2 separate regions of the Homo sapiens genome follow, and region 2 is linked to region 1. The links are chromatin contacts, found by Hi-C or POLR2A ChIA-PET in ENCODE. All regions are on one chromosome and are shown on one strand. Each heading gives the region's core, a stretch centred on a gene start or an enhancer-like site at or near the end of the contact. The rest is flanking DNA. Distances are from core to core; before and after follow the strand shown. Region 1 overlaps BACH2 (BACH transcriptional regulator 2). Region 2 overlaps BACH2 (BACH transcriptional regulator 2).

Region 1 (7,441 bases), core at 2,782-5,281:
AAATAAGGGCTAAACCTGTGCTTTCCAAATATAATAGTCACTAGCCACAGGTGGCTGTTGAGCTCTTAAAATGTGGCTTGTCCAAATTGAGATGTGCCGTAAGTGTAGAATCCACACCCTGTTTCAAAGACTCAGTATGAACAAAATTTGTAAAATAGCACATTAATACTTTTTATATTGATAGCATGTTAAAATAATACTTTTTTCTATAATATTAAGTAAATTTCTCTCTTTTTATTTGTTTAATGTGGTTATTAAAAAGTTTTAAATTACAGGTTTAGTTCACCTTGTGTTTCTGTTGGCCAGCACTGGTCTAAGCTATATCATGACATTTAGAGTTTCTTATAACCTGGACTCAGTTACCTCTTTGGCCTCATCTCCCAGCCCTTCCTGTCCCTTGCAGAATTTCTCATAACCCCCAGACTCACCAACCCTGTTTATACTTACGGGTTTTAATTTTTTTCACATTCAGTTTCTTCTTTCTGAAATGTCCCTCCTTTTTTAGGTGTCAAAAATCCTGCTCACACTTTTAGGACCTGACTTAATTGTCCCTTGCTGGTGATGTCACGCCCTATTTCCTCAAGCAGAATTAGCCACTCCTTCCCATATAGTGTCTCTCAGCACCTCCATTATTGCATTTGTCTTGCTGTTCTGCCATTAGGTGTCGTCTTAAGTAGACTCCTCAAGGGAAAGGCTGCAACTTATTTCTCTGATGACCACAGGGCAGTACCTCGTGTGTAGTAAGCACTTAATGGATGTTTATTACATTAACTTATGAACTAATTTTCATCCTGCTATACACACTGCTATTTTTATATACATCAGACCTTGATCATCTTAACCATTGGCCATGGAAAAAATTAGATGCTGAGGTGTATAGGACTGGACCTTTCAGCCTTAACCTCAATTTCAGGTTTTGTGTTCAATAAAATGGCCTCCTTTTTCTCACTGGGTGGCTTATGATTAAAAAATTATAACTTTGAACTTAAAAAATCCATGAATATTGTACAGACTAAAAGTATAAAAGGACAGTATAAATTACTGCTTTTTACCTATCTTGCTTATAGGGATTTCATATAAGATTTTGTTTGATTGAAGATTTCACTTCAGAACAAGTTTGGAAAGCTACTGTTCTATTCCTAAATTTCATTTACATTTCTATACCAAAGGTTTCATTTTTATTTTGATGAGATGGTTTCTACTATCATGTTAGTTCACATAAGGCAACACTTCTCAACTTTAGTTGCACAAAATTGGGAAGCTTTTCAAAAATACCTCCCCACTCAGGGATCCTTGTATAATTGAGCTGGAGGAAAGGGGCCCAGGCACCAGTATTTATGAAAAGCACAAATACCTGTAATAAAATGATTCTGCAGTGCTTAGAAAACCAGGTAGTTAACTATGAAAATACTGAAGTTTTAAATTGCTAATTTTTCTTTCTTTTTATTAACTATGCTGTTATTGTTTTTCTTGGCAGTCAAGCTAATGCAATTTAAAGTTTGTATTATGGTTTTGAGACCTCAAACAGCATTTAATAGACGCCATCATCTGTGGACAATTTTCCTAAGGCTTCTGAAATTAAAAATTTCCTTTTCTGTCACTCTCTAAAAACCTACATGCAGCAGAATTTTAATGTCCCTTATTGATAGAAATAGCTAACACAACACCTATTTCAGATCATGGAAATGAGGACTGACAAGGGCTGTGGGTTTAAGAAGTTTACATAGGTAGTGGCCTTCCTGGCACCCTTGTTAGCCTGAATAAACAGTCCTCCCCTGACAAATCCTCTGTAGCTCTGCCACATTGATAAAATCTGACATTCTGGTTAGTCACTTTTTAATGATATTCTTTCTTTTGTTCTTGATATGTTAGAAACCAGCCCTTATTTTTTTCAGTGTGTGGGAAAGAATTAACTTTAATTTCCTAATTCGGTAAAATGGGCTGCTAATGCAGACCTTATTCTTAGGGGGACAGGAAGAAAAGTGACCTAATTTCTATATATCAAATACATCTTCCTTCATACATTTAAAAATGTATAGAGTTATAAAGGACCTTAAATCCTGTAGCGGAGAAACTCTGGGGTAAATACTTTGGAAACATTGTGAAAAAATTCTATAAATTCTGATAGTAGGTTCCATTTCATTGCTGTGTACTATTAAAAAGTGCAGATGTAAATAAGCATAAGTTTTGCAGGTTGTCAATTTGTTACAAGCGGCTGCATGTTCTTATTCTTCTGAAGTGTCATCTCTTTCAATGTGGGCTGTTTAGGCGGAAAAAAAAAAACTCAGAAAAATACACACTTGGGATCAAACCCTTAGTGCAGAAAAAAGAATCAAAACCTGTAGTTAAGTTGGTTATTTGCAGTGGTGGTATGTCATCCTGTGTGAGACTGACGTCAGGCAGATTGAATGCAGAGGCAAACTTCGGGAGCGTGTGTGTGTGTGTGTGTGTGTGTGTGTGTATGTGTTTTAAAGCCCCACTCCCAGAATATGAAGTGAGTATGAAGGGCACCACAGCAACCCCTGGATCTCTCAAGAATGTACCTGTTTTTAACATGCTGGATCAAGTGTCAGCACTCAGTAGATGAGGAAGGGGTAGAGCCCGACTTGTACAGATTCCGCGGATGGTAAATGGCCCTCTGGCGTGTTTACAATACAGCTGTGCATTCTTAATGGCTCTGCCGCTGCCATGTCAGGTAAAGTTTTCTTTGTACGTGATGAATGGCAGAGAATTCTTTAGCAGAAGGAACCAAAGGAGCTGGGAGGAGGAAAGGGGAAGAGAAGAGCGGAAAAGAGAGAGAAAAAGAAACACACAGCTCCAGAGGGACATAGCCTGTGCTTTGCAGTTGCTTGTGTGGATAGAAACCAGATGGTAAGCTGGAACACCCGCTTGGCTATCTGAGGAGCCAAACATATGGTTAATGGTCGGGAGAAATAGCTTTCAGAGCCAGGGCTTTGCTGACTGCCTCATATTACAGATTGTTACAGTGTGTCATTACATTGCCAACCTAAGTGCTTAATACCCACTGCAGGCGCTGGGCATACACTTACAAGAAAGACTTTTAGCTCTTTGCTGGCTCTAAACAGAGAAGTGACATCATAGGGAGGCTGAAAATGTCTGGTGTTGGAGGTGGGGAGAAGGATAATTTTGTAGTGGAAACAACAATTTTTTTTCTTTTTTTTACAAGCCTTCACTCCACTGAAGTCTACTGTTTTCTGAGAACCTTTTAATACTAGACTGGTTCTCTCACTCTCTCAATCTCTCTTGCGTGCACTCTCACTCTCTGTGTCACACACACACACACACACACACACACACACACACACGGAAAGGAAACCGAAATTCACAGCCCAGGCCATGTCCCCCAACTCCAGTGGATTTGACAGGCCTCGTTCACCTGGAAGCCACATCACTGACTCAGAGGCCCTGCATTTGAAGTTTCTGTTTGGGGAGCTTTGGGCAACAGCAGGCCTGTGTTATCTAAGGAACTGCTGAGCCCATTCATCTGCTTTTCACGGCCCGTTTCCTTTTATTTTTAGCCAAATCCGTCAGGCCTGACAGGCGGGTAATTCGAGCCAGAGAAAGGGCAGAGCTCCAGGTCCTTTCCACAAAGCAATTCTTCTCCTCCCTCCTGGGAGGGCTCCAGACTTGGCCTGCTTCAGGCAGATGGATTTGTTGAGTCATGTGAGATCATTTACACAAAAACACAGTGAGGCAGTGGAAATTAAAAAAAAAAAAAAGAAAGAAAAGAAAAAGAGGAGGGTGGGGGAAGAGGAAAGAGGGGAAGCCAGGGGAATGTGCGCTGCCCTGCTGCTGAGGAGCATAGGAATTTTGCAGTGAGGCAGCTAGACTGAGGAATGCCTAGAGTCATTTGTGTATAAGGTAATGTCTAGTTTACAGAGTGGGGCGGGCCAGGCGAGGACGGCGCCTCCAGCAGCTTGCCTCTGTTTAAAAGAAGAAGGTGTTGGGAAACTTTAAAAAAATTTTTAGAGCAACACCCACCAAACAAAGACCACACTGTTGACAGCGTTGGGTTCCAGTAGCGGTAAACTACCAAGGGGCTGGTTTACAGAAAATGAGTTTGCTCTGTGATGTCATACAAGTTTGCTTTGTCCTGACGCCAACATGACACTGAGGCAGCAGAGGAGGGAGAACAGGAAAATTGGAACCGTACTCTTAGTTAATGGTTTCCAGAGATTATTTAGCAGGACTTGAACAGAGGGAGGAAAATATTGTGAAGGATTGCTGCGAGGTGTACCATAATTGCGGTAGGTAAAACAAAGTCATTACTATGGTTTTCTTGCTCAAGAAGGATTGAGCAATGACTTCAAAATGCCAAGTAAGGTATTATTTTTCCCTACCACAGTATTTATTTTCCTTTAGCTTCTGGGGCATTAAAAAAAAAGACCAACTCTCACATCATGGCAAACAGTATTAATGTTAGTGAATCAATTTTGTTTACTGTTTATACCACAAGCCTTTAAAACATTCCATTAAAAAATTGTCTCCCGCTCATTCATGAAATTCTTTTTTTCCTTCAAATTTGCTTACATGCATTAGCTTTGTTTGGATAGGGACTTTTTCCCTTTTTGGCTGGAGTAAAAGAATGCATAAAAGAATAGTGAGTAGATTATCTAAATGTACATTCTTACAACAAATGTAATGAAAATATGCCGCGTGGATGAGAGGGAATATTTGAAAACAGAAAGAAAAACAGAAATGGGGAGCATTTCAAAATAGTCACCCTGATTATCTTTGTTATGATGCATTTCTTCAATTCTGCATTTATTTAGAACCCTATTGTGCAGCTATTTCTTTTAGCCACCCTAGATAGAATGTAGGTCAACATCAACATTGTTCCTCATATTTTGTTGGTATTTTAAAAGTTGAAACATTTTGCAGTTTTTTCCAGAGCTAGATATTCTTAGGTTATTTAGACGGTTTTAGTGACCATAGAACTTCACGTATAAACTCCTTCTGTTAATAGCTACCACTGAATTTTGATAGTAGACACTCAGATCACACCTTGACCTGGAGTAAACAAGGCACTGATGATATTGATGATAACATAGTCCAACACTGAAGCTGTTCCACTTCTTCCAGGCAACTCTGATGGTCTTACTCTGTGTAAGTTACAGCTTTTACTTCGCTCAAGGAGAGAACTGGTAAATTTTTATGGTTGTTAATTGTTTACATTTTGGGGACCCCAAGTTGCATGGTGCCACATTATTATAATGTGATTATGAGTTGGCATGATTTTAAGTCTACCCATATCCTTGAATGTTCCCTCCCCGTCAGGATTTCCCAATCTCAGCACTATTGACATTTTGGACCAGTAATACTTTATTATGGGGTGTGTCCTGTACGTGGTAGGATCTTCAGTAGCATCATTGGTCTCACCCACTAGATGCCAGTAGCACCCTCCCCCGGGTCATGACAACCAAAAATGTCTACAGCATTGCCAGATGTCCCCTGGGAGACAAAACCACTCTGGTTCAGAACTTCTGCTCCACATTTCTTACTCTGGTTTAGAAGCTCACGCTTTACGTCATGAGCTGGCTGCTCAGTTACTTCTAAGATTGAATTAAAGGATATGAAATAATGTTTTAAGTTGGAATTCCAAGTTAAGTAAAGTTTTTGAAGGTGCAGGCAAGAGTACTTTTGAGTATGGTTATGCAGAACAACCTCTCTCTTGGAATTGCGACCTTAGCAGGTGGATCCCCTCAGGACTCCCTTACAGTGAGTTTCCCAGTGCTGTTTAAGAGGAAATGACCCCACCGTCTGAGCCGAGGGAAGTCGACATTAGCAGAAAGGGAACTTCCCCTCAGTCACCTGAGCAGACAGCCTAGGCCCCAGGCTCGCTGCCTGTATATCCAGCCCCAGAAAGAGGGCAAGGCAGCAGCCACAGTTCTTTCTTGGGAGCACAGCTGACCTCCTCCCCATTCCAGCGGCTGTGGTCTCAGAAGCTGAAACTCTCGTTAATAAGGAATGTGGAGCTTTCCACAGCTAAGGCAAGCATAAATTTCCTCTGTTTGTTTTGTGAGGACTAGTGTCAACTGCTGTAATGAGATCAGAGAGGACCCCAGGGTCAGCTGCTGGAACTGCTTTCTGTGGCTGTTCTCTTGGCTGCTTGCTGTCGGAGAACGCAGTGACTCCCTGCAGACCTCCCTGATGTGTTAAGGTGGTTGTGCCCTTGTTGCATTTCTTGCTGTCTTTGCTTCTCTCATTCTACTAAAACATCAGTGTGCAGTCATCCAGTTCTAAATTATGGAAAAGTTAATGGAAGGCAGATTCCTTTCCACAGAACTGAGGGCAGACTTGGGTGTGGAAAATGCAGCCTTGGGAAGGAAGGTGACCTGTTTCCTTGGGGTAACTGCCTGGACCTGCTGCTTCTGGCTAAGGGTAGGTTTCTCAAGGCCTGGGCTACCCGTAAGCACTTTCTACCCCCAATGGCACTCTGTAATGAGGATGAGTTAGTGAAAGAGTCACAGCAATTAGCTTAGGCTACAAAGAACATAATTCTAGTTGTAGCCTAAATGACAGCTAGAATTGGCTACATATGGAACCTAAATATGGCAGAATTGCATTTAGGGAACCCAATTCTGGCAGAATGGTATACTGAGCTCATGCAGCCTGGCCTACTTCTGACCACCCACCCCAAAAAGTCCTAAGCCTGGCCTACTTCTGACCACCCACCCCAAAAAGTCCTAAGGTATTATATTGGTTAAATATTTTCAAGTACATACGAGCTTTAAAGCAGGACAGGGAAATTCTTAGGTGCCAGAAGACATTGATGCCACTGGCCTTAGAGTGTTTCAGACCCAGCTGTAGGCTCTAGGCTCTAGGGGCTATGGTGTCTATACTCACACAGGAATTGCTTGTGAAAGGGGGGCAAGAAGATTTTCCCCAGTCTGTTTGGGGCTTTAAGTCTGTGTGTTGGGGCACAGACCAGGGGGATGGAAACCCAGGGTTACACTGTTTGAATAGCTCTGGGGTTCATAGTTACACTACTACCTGCATGGTATAACTTCAACTGTTTTGGCAGAAACTGGTTTGAGAGCATTGAACGCCCTCAGGCCATAGTGGAGGCAAACACTAGATCCCTGTGGAGAGGCTTAACAACCTGGGACATGGTACTCCCTCAAAAAGAATAAGCTGCACTAAGGAGATGCTGATAATAAGTACAGAATATGGCCAGATACAGTGGCTCATGCCTGTAATCCCAGCAATTTGGGAGGCCAACACAGGAGGATCACTTGAGCCCAGGAGTTTGAAACCAGCCTATGCAACATAGCAAAACCCTGTCTCTACAAAAAATTATCTGGGCATGGGTGGTGCACACCTGTAGTCCCAGCTACTTGGGAAGCTGAGGTGGGAGAATCACTTGAGCCTGGGAGGTTGAGGCTTCAGTGAGCCAAGATGGCACCACTCCACTCCAGCC
Region 2 (7,581 bases), core at 162-2,661, 61 kb after region 1:
CTGTGCCTTGCCTCCCACACCTGCCTTTCTTCTCGATGAGATAGTGTAAGTGAAATGGCTAGAAGTATGCATTTTGCAAGGAAGGGGAATGGCCATTTGATAGTCACACTACATTGTGCACCAAGGCATTTTAGAGCTTTTGTTTGTGTAAAACTTTATGTGAACAAATGGTCTAATATTTTTAAAATTTAAAAAGATGTTTGTTAATCTTATCTTCTGTTGTATACAACTCATATGGACTGGCTCCTGCCTACCTCTTTAGCTCCGTCTTACTCCAAGCTCACCCTCACTGTCTTCCATCTGGGGACAGTTTTTGAATGTGCCATACCCCATCCTTCTACTTGGCCACTGCTTGTGCTCCCTTTGTCTGAAATGTTTCTCCATGCCCCTTCCCCAGCAGCTCCATATCCCTTCATCAGAGAGGCATCACCTCCCCCTCAGTTAACGCTCTCATGACACCACATACCTTTCCAACATCGCACTTAATACAGTTGCAATTTTATCTTTATTTGTATAATTATTTCATTAATGTCTGCCTTCCTCATTATTGTCTATGTGCAGGCAGTTCCTGGTCTCTGTGTTTCTAGTGATCAGTACAGGAGTGGACATATAGTAGGTGCTCAATGAATACCTTTCAAATGACCATCGTGGATATCTCCAGGGGCTCACTCAATGGCCATTAGCCCCTTTCTAGCTGGTGCAACCCTGATTTGGTTGGAGTATTTCCTCTCCTCTAAGCGGCCATCTGCTCGGGCAGCTGGTCCCAGCCCCAGTTCCTGATCCAGTGGGTGAATTTGTTGTTAGATATACAAGATCTGGTCATCAGCTTGGCTCATGCACAGCGGTATGGGTTTCCCTGGAACCTACAAAATAGGACCGAAAGATGGAAAGAACCCAGGCCCTCGAGGATATCAGTGAGCTGTGGGCTAAACCAGTCCTGGGTTGGCTTTACTTCCAGGCAACTCTGTCGTGTAAAATAATAAATTTACTTACTGTTTAGGTCAATTCAAAGTTTTTTGCTTCTGAAAATAATCTGATGCAGAATATCATGAGTGAATGAATAAATTAACAACCCAATCTCACTTCTTCACAAATTTTTGTGCCCTTAGAGTTCCTTTGTAATTGTTTTCTCTTTTCTCATTTCTGTGAAGTGTTGGTCTACCAAGTGAATATGTTGATTGGCATTGAGCCCAATGCTAAATCCCAAATAACTCATATGTTTCGAAAAGTGTTTCCTTCCACTAAATGCCCCACACCTGGAATGTGAGCTCGTATTCTTCTTCACCTCTTGCCCTTTGGCTCTGCACTTTGTTCATACCTTTTTGGGGCAAGCTCTTCTCTAAGGAGGTTGAGAGTCAGGTTAAGTCATACCCAGCAATTTCCTGTTTGTGAGCCTTGAAGCTCTTGAAGAGTGCGGCAGGTTTGACAGAATCTGTAGGTGTTGTCAGACGTGAGCTGATTCATCCCCTTTGGTAGTTAATTCTCCAAAGGTCTCATCTCCCCAGCTACCATCCCTTCTTCTCTCTGGATGCTGCACAGTTCTTCTTTGTGTGAGGATGAGATTTTCAGGGCCGCCTGGGTCATGTATTCCATGTCTTTTTTGGGTTTTGGTGCATGTATTTTAGACCCTACTTTTCTCCATTTTTATGCAAGAGTTACTCCGTGTTGTTTCATAGCATTTTTGTTGTTGTTGTTCCTGCAGGGCTTTGAATGGTCCCTGTGAAATCTGCTGCCTTTCTTTTTCATAGTCCTCCACCTCAGCTCAATATAACACAACTTAGCCTAAGAAATGCAAGGCCCTAAGTAAAGACCACCTGAAATGCCTACTTGTTTGGTAGTAGAAACTTTGGTGTTCTCTCATTATTTTCTTTATTTCCCAGCATATTGGCAATGAAAACTAGACAATCACCCATTTTTGTACAATGCTCCCCTGAAGTAAACCATGAGAGTGGGGCAGCTAAGTAACCCATCTTTGAGAATGTTATTTTTGGCCATGCCATGTAGAAAAAGGACTGAATTTGTAACCCAAAAACTTGCATTCTTAAACCAAAATAGGAACAGTCCCACTTTGGCCAACCACCCTGGGCAAGTAGCACACTCTCCAAGATTCAGAATATAATTCTTACTGCCTACAGGGGTTGTTATGAAAGTAGAGTAAGATGCAGTGGAAGTGTTGCTTATGCCTGGGAAGTGCTATACAAAAGTATTAAAATTGTAAGGCTATAAAGAAAAACTCTTGTGAAGCGTTTTTTTTACACCACTCGATACCTACCTCAGTTTCCCTCCCCACCTTCAGATATGCAAGGCTGGTCAGGAGGTTGGGCCCCATGCACATTGGGATTAGGTCCCCTGGAACTTTTCAGGTGAGTCACTGCTTCATCAGATAGCGGAACTCCCTCACTAACCTTGGAATTCCAATCTTTTTTAAAACTTTGGTGATTTCCATTGGGGAAAAAAAATCTCTTGTAGTTAGTGATGAGGCCACCTCAATTGTCATCTGAGAATAGGACTTTATGCAATATTGACAACCCATCCATGACTTTTTTTAGTCGGCCAGCATTTTTGCACACCTGCTTGTGCCAGGCATTGTTCTCAATGCATGGGATGTGTCTGTGAACAAAACAGACACAAATTGCTGCCCTCTTAGAGCTTCTATTCTATTGGAGGAAAACAGAAAATAAGCAATAAACAAGCAAATTATAGTAAGTTAGAAGGTGGTAATTGCTAGGAAAAAAATTTAAAAACAGAGCAGGAAAGAGGAGGGCCAATTTGGGGATAGGAAGAGGCTGCAGTTTTAAATTAGGTGCTTGTTGTAGGCCTCCTATATTTCTAGTCTTTTGTTATTGTTGTTGTTTTTACAGAATGTTGTGATGATTTACTATTGCAAATGAATCATCTCTGTATAAATTAAATATTGCATGAAATGAAAGGAGTTCAGCTAAAGGCGAAACCTGATTGCTAAATGCTTGCAAAAGGATGGGAAGTTGCTCTAGCCCTTGCATGGCATTCTCAGGTTATCTATTCTTAGTTTAGTTTCCTTTTCCAAAAATGATGTTTATTATATAGTCTTCGAATGGAACATATCGCTGACACCTACTGCCATGTGTTTATAGTTAAACATAACTAGCCTCCCTTCTTACAAGACCAAGAGGTTCATCCAGAATGTTTCCCTTTAGAAGTCCTAAGAAGGCTCTCCTGGTTGGCTTTCCAGCCCATAACAGTGATAGATTTTGCAGCCTTCTTAGTCTAGCCATGTGGAGAAACCTGATGTTTTGGGTAATTCACCCCTTTAAACATGTGCTTTGTGTTTTGGTGGTGGTTGTTTGGGGCTGCGGTGTCTTAGGCATGGAGCTTATTATATCCATATAAATTACAGATCGCAGACACTCCGCCTCAAATAGCATTGGATTTATGATCCCTAGCTCTCCCTTTGCAGTGCCCCTTCTCCTCATGTCTGCTGTGCAACCTGACTTATGGTTGAGCCTGCTTCAAGTTCTTCCTGCCAGTTTGTCCCCTTTTCCGCAGTCTGCCTTGGTAGCTGACTGGGAGGGGCCAGCATGTGGGTTATCCCATTGTCTGTGGCTGTACACAAGAGGCTCTCAGTGGGTCTCTTTCTACGGACAGGACCCTGCCAAAGTAACACTTGTGCTTCCTGTCCAGTACTGACTAACGCAGTGCTATTCAAAAGGCAGGCTAGAACTAGGGCCATCAGAATGAACACGTTTTGAGCATTGGCAGATATACTTCCTCCCTTCCTGGCCTGTTGTTCCCCATCACTCACCAGATTCAGAAGGTGCAGTGCTCCTTGGGAGCAAGGCTGGGGCGCTTAGAGAGAGGGTCCCTTAAAGAGGAAGGGGGCTACCCTGGCTCATTATGAACTTTTTGGGTTCTGAACCTACCACTCATTATTCTGAATTGTGCAGCACATGTCTGTCACCTCCTAGTATAGAGTGGCCTTGAGAAAGTCACCTACTCCTTCTAGGTCTCAGTTTCTCATCTATAAAAGGAGTAGATTACTCTTCAAATGACCTTCAAAATTGCTTCCACTTCTAATTTTGTTTTAAGACACTATTGACTACACTTCTCCTAAAAATTGATCTTTTTGACGTGATTGGGCTCTTGAGACTTTTTTACCCTTTGTCCTGATCTGATTCTCTCCATGAATCAATTTTGTTCATCTCATCTGTCACTCTTCCTCTGTATGCTTTGTAACCTGCATTTCCTCTACTTCTGGCACTTTTTTGCCAATGGAACCTGCAATTCTACTCTGCAAATAGCTAGGGTTGTTTCCTCCCTCACTCCCAGCCAAAATACAGCTTTTATAGTAGTATCTCTGAGTAGGGAGTTGGGCTATTGAGAAAAACATGCTATAGCCCAAAGTCCCTATTTTAAAAGAGATAGAGATTGGAATGATATGTTCTTTTTAGGGTGTGGATGTTTTAGGCTCCAATGACCATAATCAAAATAGATCTATAACCAAGCCGTAAAAGGGTAATATATGTGAATTTTCTCATAATATGAATCCTAACACAAAAGCAGTTACAATACTTTAAGCGTAAATTACATAGTCTGCACCATGATTTTTTCAAAATTTGTCTTACGAACCTCAAGGAGGAAAATGTACCCCACTGGTTAGGAAAGAATTATTTTCTCTAGGTTCCATAACATAGAAGGAGTGTTTTATTTCCTCACTGCCTTGTGCCTGGGAATACTGAAATGATAGATTCAGCCATGTTTTAATAAAATTCCTCTGTAAGAATATTAGCATGGAGAGAGATTGGTATAAATACATGAATGTGCCTGGATTTTGAAGGTAAATCCTATAGCTATCAGATTGCTATTCACTTAATTGCCACAATCTAAAATTTATCTGTTAGTGTTTCTTTTCTAATTGTTACTAGTGTGATAAAAAGAAAAACTCTTATTTATATATAGATTATTTGTTTCAGGACATTAACTGAGAATATAGTATTGAAATGACTTGAAATTGAAGGAATCAGATTTTCTACTGCTTATTTATTCAGAATATAACTTACCCAACAAGGTCTGATTTAATTTATTTTGAGGAGTAGTATTTAGAAGCAGGATTACTCTTATTTAGGAAAAGAATCTGGATCTTAGATATACAGTGACTTGCCCAGAGTCACCTAGTAAATGAAAGAACTATAAGTCACCACTTGGGCGTGTGATTCATGATCTTGACTATGAATTGATACCAGTACTTTACATGAAATGGCCATACTCTGAAAATTATATTTTTAGATATAACCTTAATAAATATACTTGCCTTTCACAGAATATTAGAACCAATTCCTCCTTATCTTCATGGAGGAGCATACTTAATGATATATGTACTGATGAGATTTCGTCTTATTTTTAAAAACTTCCAAGAAAGAATGTTTCATAGCTCCCTTCATTCATCTACTCTGGTGCTTAATTAGATTTGATACGAGAACGCTTTCTTTCTTATCTAACTTGAATCCCTCATGCTGTAGCTTAAGTCTGTTTTCTCTCACTCTGCCTAGGATGCCAAAAGCAGCTAATCACCATTATCCATAGTAATATTCACAAAGTCCTCCTTATGTTTGAAATGTTAGCGCTATAACTGACAGTAAACATAACCCCCAAGTATCAGCAAATTATAAACTAGAGAAGAGGGACTAGCTTGTAGTAAATATAGATGACATATTAGTATTTAGTTGTGATGAATGAATAACACTAAATAACGTGACTTAAGCATTAAGCAGACTAAATGAAAGGCATTCTTCTGTTAACTCATTCACTTAAATATTTATTAGGCACCTACTTTGTGATGCTATGCTACATTCAAGACTTTCAATGAAAATGATTTTTAAAAAGTAAAACTTATTAAGTATATTTCTCAGAAATGTGAATGTACAATAGCCTAATATTAACAAGATAACCCTGTGCCTTATCTAATCATCCTGTGGAATTTACCCATATTTTGGAGGTGGGGCTGAAAAATAGTCTGATTATTAGAACATTTGTGTTTATATTTACAGCTGCCCTATTACTAAAATATGCAGTTGGCATCAAAATTTTACCATACACAGTCACTGAGCCCTTCACCTGGAAGCCTCTTTATTTCAGCATTACTGCTGAAGAGTTACCTGTGTCTTTCTGTGTGCATTTGAACATGTGTGAGCATGCAGCCAGTGTAGCACTACAAGATGCTTATCGCTAGAAATAAATTATAGAGTCGTGCAGCATGAAAATTATATGCCCGGGAATGCAGAACACAGGGTTACCTTCTGCCTCCTTTCTTTGTCATGGACAGCAGAGGCAGAAAGGAGAAAGAGATTTATTCTAAAGCCATTTGAAGCTGACCAAGCAATTTATAACAGATGAAATGCTGATTTATTGCTGCAGAGAAAATAATGGGTGTTCTTGCTAAAATGCCATTAATAGCTTTATTGTTTAAAGTGCAAATTATATTCAGCAATTTGTTAGTCCTCTTTTGAGGCAAAGTTGAAGTAATTCAATGTAGGCTTTTAGCAGAAAAAAGGACAAAGTAATTAACAAATCGTAAAAGAATTCATTCACCAAGATTGGCTGATAGTTGAATTCTCTGTCTGAACTATAAAGACATAGGGAAAATTTGCACTTAAGAAATACAAGATGACTCAAGTATTTGTTTAAAACTGAAAAGCCATAAGGAAGTTGGAGTTGGGACACTACAGATTTAGGAGTATGCCTTCTGTTGGTGTCCACTGTGTCTGCAAGATGTGGTAGTCAACCAGAGAAAAACTGAAAATCACATAGTTCCTACCCTTACAGATCTTACTGTCTTATGGCAGGAGCAGATAATATAAAATTAATTAAAATATATAGCAGAGGCTAGATGTGGTGGCTCATATCTGTAATCCCAGCACTTTGGGAGACCAAGGTGGGAACATCGTTTGATCCCAGGAGTTCAAGACCAGCCTGGGCAATGTAGTGAGACCCTGTGTCTACAAAAAAAATTTAGTTTTTAATTAGCCAGCCATAGTGGTATATGCCTGCAGTACAAGCTACTCAGGAGACTGAGGCAGGAGGGTCAGTTGAGCCTGGGAGGTCGAGGCTACAGTAAGGTGTGATTGTACCACTGTATTCCAGCCTGGGCAACAGAGCAAGACTCTGTCTCAAAAAAATAAAATATATAGCAGGAAAGGGTCAGTATTTCAGGAAAGGGACACACGAAATGATTCCAAGGAGGAAAAGACAACATTCAGAAGATGACATTTGTCAGTTTTAAAACGCATAGGATTTCTGTAGCCATGGTGTGGGTTATAAAACTGTTCCAAACTGATAGAATGCCAAAAAGTGGAAAGATCTATGCTAGTCAACACTGAGTAGGCCCTTTGATGCATCTGTTGCCATAGAGTGACAATAAATTCTAGTTTGCCTAGATGGACCCTGGTTCTACCTGTCTGCCTCGTGTAATTATTGATAGGTCCCTCTTCTACTCTTAAAAGTGTCCCAGTTTAATGGTGAATTATACAGTGACTGTGGTGGCCATGAAAATGCACCGCTCAGCTCTCTTGCTTTAGGCAACACCGCTGACTGACTGACTGACTGACA

The links. A loop is a pair of places that touch in the nucleus more often than their neighbours do. ChIA-PET counts read pairs that join two places held with the same protein, here RNA polymerase II (POLR2A). Pooled maps may share reads with other maps.
Region 2: a map of dorsolateral prefrontal cortex shows a loop between it and region 1 (2.8-fold over the local background). The contact joins two enhancer-like sites. A Hi-C loop is called at or near these places in 2 of 168 maps with a recorded cell type or tissue (dorsolateral prefrontal cortex and posterior cingulate gyrus) and 11 of 50 pooled maps. POLR2A ChIA-PET finds 5 or more read pairs at or near these places in 12 of 52 experiments (AG04449, CD4-positive, alpha-beta T cell, CD4-positive, alpha-beta memory T cell and 8 more).

The regions. Positions count from the first base shown.
Region 1 is chr6:90,214,806-90,222,246 of GRCh38, reverse strand. The region is part of intron 3 of BACH2 (BACH transcriptional regulator 2); the gene reads left to right. Among named protein-coding and RNA genes, the nearest start is that of BACH2, 78 kb to the left of the region's middle. RefSeq lists enhancers at 1-181, 3,880-4,538. Within about 2 kb of position 4,031, at least 38 of the 41 ENCODE cell types and tissues checked have a DNase peak (open chromatin) inside an H3K27ac peak, as active enhancers do; they include CD4-positive, alpha-beta T cell, where a contact is called at or near this core.
Region 2 is chr6:90,150,866-90,158,446 of GRCh38, reverse strand. All of the region lies in intron 4 of BACH2 (BACH transcriptional regulator 2), which reads left to right. Among named protein-coding and RNA genes, the nearest start is that of BACH2, 140 kb to the left of the region's middle. RefSeq lists enhancers at 634-1,833, 1,867-2,011 and a cis regulatory region at 1,939. Within about 2 kb of position 1,411, at least 2 of the 41 ENCODE cell types and tissues checked have a DNase peak (open chromatin) inside an H3K27ac peak, as active enhancers do; they include CD4-positive, alpha-beta T cell, where a contact is called at or near this core.